Linked DNA regions of Homo sapiens: region 1 is linked to region 2. A link is an interaction called in ENCODE POLR2A ChIA-PET data of the cell type or tissue named here. Cell type or tissue: GM12878. All regions are shown on one strand. Each heading gives the region's core, and the rest is flanking DNA. Links, peaks and the distances in the headings are about the cores only. Region 1 overlaps NCOA3 (nuclear receptor coactivator 3). Region 2 overlaps NCOA3 (nuclear receptor coactivator 3).

Evidence for each region. ChIA-PET counts read pairs that join two places held together with the same protein. Peaks named below come from ENCODE experiments on the same cell type or tissue, not always from the same donor. Only the 100,000 strongest peaks of a DNase experiment are listed, where the experiment ranks them.
Region 1: POLR2A ChIA-PET joins it to region 2 with 6 read pairs; 19 of 35 experiments call an interaction of 5 or more read pairs at or near these places.

Annotation. Positions count from the first base shown.
Region 1 is chr20:47,513,616-47,516,534 of GRCh38, forward strand. All of the region lies in intron 1 of NCOA3 (nuclear receptor coactivator 3), which reads left to right. Among named protein-coding and RNA genes, the nearest start is that of NCOA3, 13 kb to the left of the region's middle. In GM12878, for the core only: no CTCF peak of the experiment used is centred there; no DNase peak of the experiment used is centred there.
Region 2 is chr20:47,583,475-47,586,393 of GRCh38, forward strand. All of the region lies in intron 2 of NCOA3 (nuclear receptor coactivator 3), which reads left to right. Among named protein-coding and RNA genes, the nearest start is that of NCOA3, 83 kb to the left of the region's middle. In GM12878, for the core only: no CTCF peak of the experiment used is centred there; no DNase peak of the experiment used is centred there; H3K27ac peaks cover 1,178 bases.

The DNA of each region.
Region 1 (2,919 bases), core at 135-2,634, 70 kb before region 2:
CTCAGGAGGCTGAAACATGAGACTCACTTGAATCCAGGAGGCAAAGGTTGCAGTGAGCCAAGATCGCGCCACTACACTCCAGCCCGATGGAGCAAGACTCTGTCTCAAAAAAAAAAAAAAAAAAAAAAAAAATTATAAGCAACTGTAAATCAAACTGATATGAATCCTTCCCCAAGATCATTTTTAAAGTATGTACAGTGCAAAGCAGGGCTCTTGAGTGCCAGTTACTTAGGTGTGTTCATTTTATAACAATTTAGCAAGCTGTACTTGTGCCCTTCCATAAATATATTATACATCAATTTAAAGTTTGCCAAAAATATAGGCGAAATGCTTAAACTTAAAAACTTTAAACTATATGCATGTATATGTACCTAGACTAGGGTAACAATGGTTCCAGGGCAGGGAAGGAGGCAGCTAAGAAAGGACGGCCACTGTATACCCTCTGATAACTTTTAAATTGATCTGATGTGTACCTGTAATTTATTTCAAAAAGTATTTTCTTAACTGAGACCATTTGCAACTCTCTTTAAGTCAACATTTTCTTTTTTTTTTCTAGTATCAGAAGATTTTATTTTTTTACTTTTATTTTTTTGAATTTTTTTTTTAATTTATCAACATTTTCTTAATATAGAAATAAAGTAGAGGCAGAGATGGATTTAGGTCCATAACAGTTCTTCATAACCCAATTTCAAATTTTCTACATATCACAACAGTCTCATTCTCACTACTTTTATAACTGAAAAAACAGTATAAATTTCAAAAATAAACTTGTAACAAATCTTTTTTTATTTTTTTTGAGACGGTCTCTGTTGCCCAGGCTGCAGTGCAGTGGTACAATCTTGACTCACTGAAATCTCCACCTCCCAGGTTCAAGCGATTCTCATGTCTCAGCCTCTGGAGTAGCTGGGTGTATAGGCATGTGCCATCATTCCCACCTAATTTTTTTTTTGTATTTTTGGTAGAGATTGGGTTTCACCATGTTGGCCTGGCTGGTCTCAAATTCCTGCCCTCAAGTGATCTGGCCCACCTCGGCCTCCCAAAGTGCTGGGATCACAGGTGTGCTGTTTTTTTGTTTGTTTGTTTTGTTTTGTTTTTTGCTTTTTTTTTTTTTTTTTTTTTGAGACAGAGTCTTGCTCTGTCACCCAGGCTAAAGAGCAGTGGTGCAATCTCAGCTCACTGCAACCTCCGCCTCCAGAGTAGCTGGGATTACAGGTGCCTGCCACTATGCCTGGCTAATTTTTGTATTTTTAGCAGAGACAGAGTTTTGCCATGTTGGCCAGGCTGGTCTTGAACTCGTGACTTTAGGTGATGCACTTGCCTCAGCCTCCCAAAGTGCTGGGATTACAGGCATGAGCCACCACACCCAGCCTCTTGTATTTTAAATAGTGTTTTGTATAAGATTTCATTTGTGTTAAAAAAAAAAAATTCTACAGCAAAAGAGGTTTGAAAAACCGGGACTATGAATGATATAATGTATATTAAGCATTTAACACTGCCCAGGGACAGACACACAAATAGTAACTTTTAATAGCTATATATATATATTTAAAAAAAATTTTTTTTTTTGAGATGGAGTCTCGCTCTGTTGCCCACCTGGAGTGCAGTGGCACGATCTCCGCTCACCACAACCTCCGCCTCCTGAGTTCAAACAATTCTCCTGCCTCAGCCTCCCCAGTAGCTGGGACTACAGGCGCGCACCACCATGCCTGGTTAATTTTGGTATTTTTAGTAGAGATGGGGTTTCACTGTCTTAGTCTTGAACTCCTGATGTCGTGATCCACCCCCCTCGGCCTCCCAAAGTCCAAAGTGCTGGAAATACAGGCATGAGCCACCACACCCGAGCTTTTTCTTTCTTTCTTTTTTTTTTTTTTTTTTCTTTTTTTTAAGACAGGTCACTGGGTCACTCTGTTACCCAGGCTGGGGTACAGTGGCATGATCTCGGCTCACTGCAGTCTGCCTTCTGGGTTTAAGCGATTCTTATGCCTCAGCGTACTGAGTAGCTGGGACTAGAGGCATGCACCACCACTCCCAGCTAATTTTTTATTTTTTAGTAGAGACGGGATTTCACTATGTTGGCTGGTCTTGAACTTCTGGCCTCAAGTGGTCCGCCCACCTCAGCTTCCCAATGTGTTAGGATTACAGGCGTGAGCCACTGCCCTCAGCCTTAATACCAATATTATCATCAATCAATAAGTGGTAGCTTTTCTGTGGTATATCCAGACAATGGCATATTATTCAGTACTAAAAAGAAATGTGCTATCAATTCATGAAGAGATGTGAAGAAAACTTTAAGTTTTCACTTAGTGAAAGAAGCCAATTTGGAAAGGCCACATACTGTGTGATTCTAACTATGTGACATCTTAGAAAAGGCAAAATTTTGGAAACACTAGAAAGATCAGTGGTTGCCAGGAGTTAGTGGGGAGGAAAGAATGAGTAGACAGAGCACAGTACTCAGGGTAGTGAAACTACTCTGTATGATAGATACTATAATGGTAGATACATGTTGTTATAAATTGTTCCAAACTCATAAAATGCACGATACCAGGAGTAAACTCTAATGTGAACTACACACTCTGGATGATAATGATGCCTCAGTGTAGGTACAAATGTATCAAGATGGTGGGGGGATGGTGATAGGGGAGGCTACACATGGGTTTGGGCAGGAGGTATATGGCAAATCTCTGTATCTTCTGTTCAATATTGCTGTGAACCTAAAACGCCTCTAACAAAATAAAGTGTTAAAAAATAAATGGCAGCTTTTATCTTTTCTACCCAGGAATAGGAACTGAAATATAGATCAGGACACAGGGAAGAGAATTTTATTGGAATAAGAGGGTAGAAGACAGAGCAAGGGTCTAGACTATCAAGCAACTGACATATAAATAAGATACACACATAGAATTAGAAAGATGGTGGTTG
Region 2 (2,919 bases), core at 291-2,790:
CTGACCCCTTGTTCAGTAAAAAATGTGCAGAACTTTCGACTCCCCCCAAACTTAACTACTAATAACCTCCTCTTGCCTAGAAGCCTCACTGTTAATATAAACAGCTGATTAACACATATTTTGTATGTTACATATATTATATCCTGTATTCTTACAATAAAGTAAGCTAGAGAAAATAAAATGTTATTAAGAAAATTATGGCCAAGTGCAGTGACTCATGTTTATAATCCTAGCACTTTGAGAGGCTGAGGTGGTTAGATCACCTGAGTCCAGGAGTTTGAGAACAGTCTGGGCAACAGAGCGAAACCCCATCTCTACAGAGAATGCAAAAACTAGCCAGACATAGTGGCCTGTGCCTTAGTCCCTAGCACTAGAGACACTGAGGTGGGAGGATTGCCTGTGCCCATGAGGTTGAGGCTGCGCCTCAGCTGTGATTGTGCCACTGCACTCTAGCCTGGGCAACAGAATGAAACCCTGTCTCCAAAAAGAAAAAAAAGAAATAGAAAAAAGGAGAAAATTTTAAGGAGGCTGGACATGGTGGCTCACTCATATGCTCACAACTATGATCCTAGCACTTTGGGGATTGGAGGTGGGAGGATCACTTGAGGCCAGGAGTTGGAGACCAGCCTAAACAACACAGTAACACCCCCAGTTCTACAAAACACACAAAAAATTAGCTAGCAAGGTGGTGTGCGCTTGTAGTCCTAGCTGCTTGGGAGGCTGAGGTGGGAGATTGCTTGATCTCAGGAGTTTGAAGCTGCAGTGAGCTATGACTGCACCACTACACTTCAGCATGGGCAACAGTATGAAACCTTGTCTCTAGAAAATAAGTAAATAAATAAATAATTAAAAAGGAAAGACATGGCCGGATGCGGTGGCGCATGCCTGTAATCCCAGCACTTTGGGAGGCCAAGGTGGGTGGATCACCTGAGGTTAGGAGTTTGAGACCAGCCTGGCCAATGTGGTGAAGCTCCGTCTCTACTAAAAATACAAAAATTAGCCGGGCATAGTGGCGTGTGCCTGTAATCCCAGCTACTCGAAAAGCTGAGGCAGGAAAATCACTTGAACCTTGGAGGTGGAGGTTGTAGTGAGCTGAGATCATGCTACAGCACTCCAGCCTGGGCAACAGAGTGAGACTTCATCTCAAAAAAAAAAAAAAAAGTCATAAGGAAGAGAAAATATACATATTATTCATTAAGTGGATCATCATAAAGGTCTTCATTCTTTTCGTGAGGTTGAGTAGGCTTGAGGAGGAGAAAGAAGAGGAAATGTTGGTCCTACTGTCTTAGGCATGGCAGAAATAGAGAAAAATCTGCGTATAACAGAACAAATGCAGTTCAAATGTGTTGTACAAGGGGTTATGGTATTCGTATATATGTATATACATACAAATACAAACATAATTTTGGGGGAAGAGAAGAAATTCCCCCTCCTTATGTGTGAATATTTTAATGGCATTTAGTCAAACATCTGAATTAGCCTAACTTACATTTGCTGTTTCACCTTGTGAAGACAAATTTCCCCAGATTGCTTGTGCTGGCAAATAACATTTCATCTAACCCCTTTCTTAACTTTTTTTTTTTTTTTTTTTTTTTTTGAGACAGACTCCCTCTGTCACCCAGGCTGGAGTGCAGTGGTGTGATCTCGGCTTACTGCAGCTTCTGCCTCCTGGATTCAAGCAATTCTCATGCCTCAGCCTCCCAAGTAGCTGGGATTACAGGCGTGCACGGCCACATCCGGCTAAGTTTTGTATTTTTGGTAGAGATGGGATTTCACCATGTTGGCCAGGCTGAAACTCCTGGCCTCAAGTGACGTGCCTGCCTTGGCCTAAAGTGCTGGGATTATAGGCGTGAGCCACTACGCCTGGCCCCTTTTCTTAACTTTTAATATTACATCAGAATAGGAAAAATGAGAATAGAAAAAGCTGTCTAGTTGCCGAGAAAACAATCATGCTTTGCTTAGCTAAATTTCTTTTGGTAATCCCATCATTCTCTTGGTTAGCTAGGTTTGAAATCTGAGTTGTCTTTGAATCCCACCGTACTCTGATTCATTTGGTAAGCAGGCTTTATCTGGCTTTCTATTTTCATGTGTCCTGTATTTGTTCCACTTTCTGTTCCTAATTTTAGCTTCCGAGGCCAAGACCCCATAATTTCATGAGGGTGTTTTTCCTTGTCTCTACTGCTTCCTTGTCCACTCACTTAAAATTTAGCTAGATTTTCCTAAATGTATACTTTTAGCCAAGCTTATGTTGTGCTCTAAGTTTTGTGCTACCTTTCCTTGGCTTACAGAAAGAAAAAGTACAAACTCCCTTCTCTGACATTTCAAATGGTACTTTATCTGAGAATCTATCCAAGTTACCAGCCTTAGGTCTTGCAATTTCCCTGTAAAATCCCTCAGTTAATTGTGATATATACCCATTCTTCTGAACATGGCAGAGAACTATCTCCACAGGTTTTTTTTTTTTTTTTTTGAGACAGAGTTTGTTACCCAGCTTGGAGTGCAATGGCGCGATCTTGTTTCACTGCAACCTCCACTTCCAGGGTCAAGTGATTCTCCTGCCTCAGCCTCCTGAGTAGCTGGGATTACAGGCACGCGCCACCCTGCCCGGCTAATTTTGTATTTTTAGTAGAGACGGGGTTTCACCATGTTGGCCAGGCTGGTCTTGAACTCCTGACCTTAGGTGATCTACCTGCCTCGGCCTCCCAAAGTGCTGGGGTTACAGGTGTGAACCACTGTGCTCGGCCAATTTTTTCTTTTTTAAATACCTTTTATTTGGAAGTATACATTTACAAAAGTTACAAAAATATAGTATAAAGAACATCTGGATATCCGTTATCCAGACTTACCCACTTGCTTATTTGTATTTGTGCTGTCCTACTCTCTTTTCTCTTTTTCTACCCACGTAAACACACACACAAT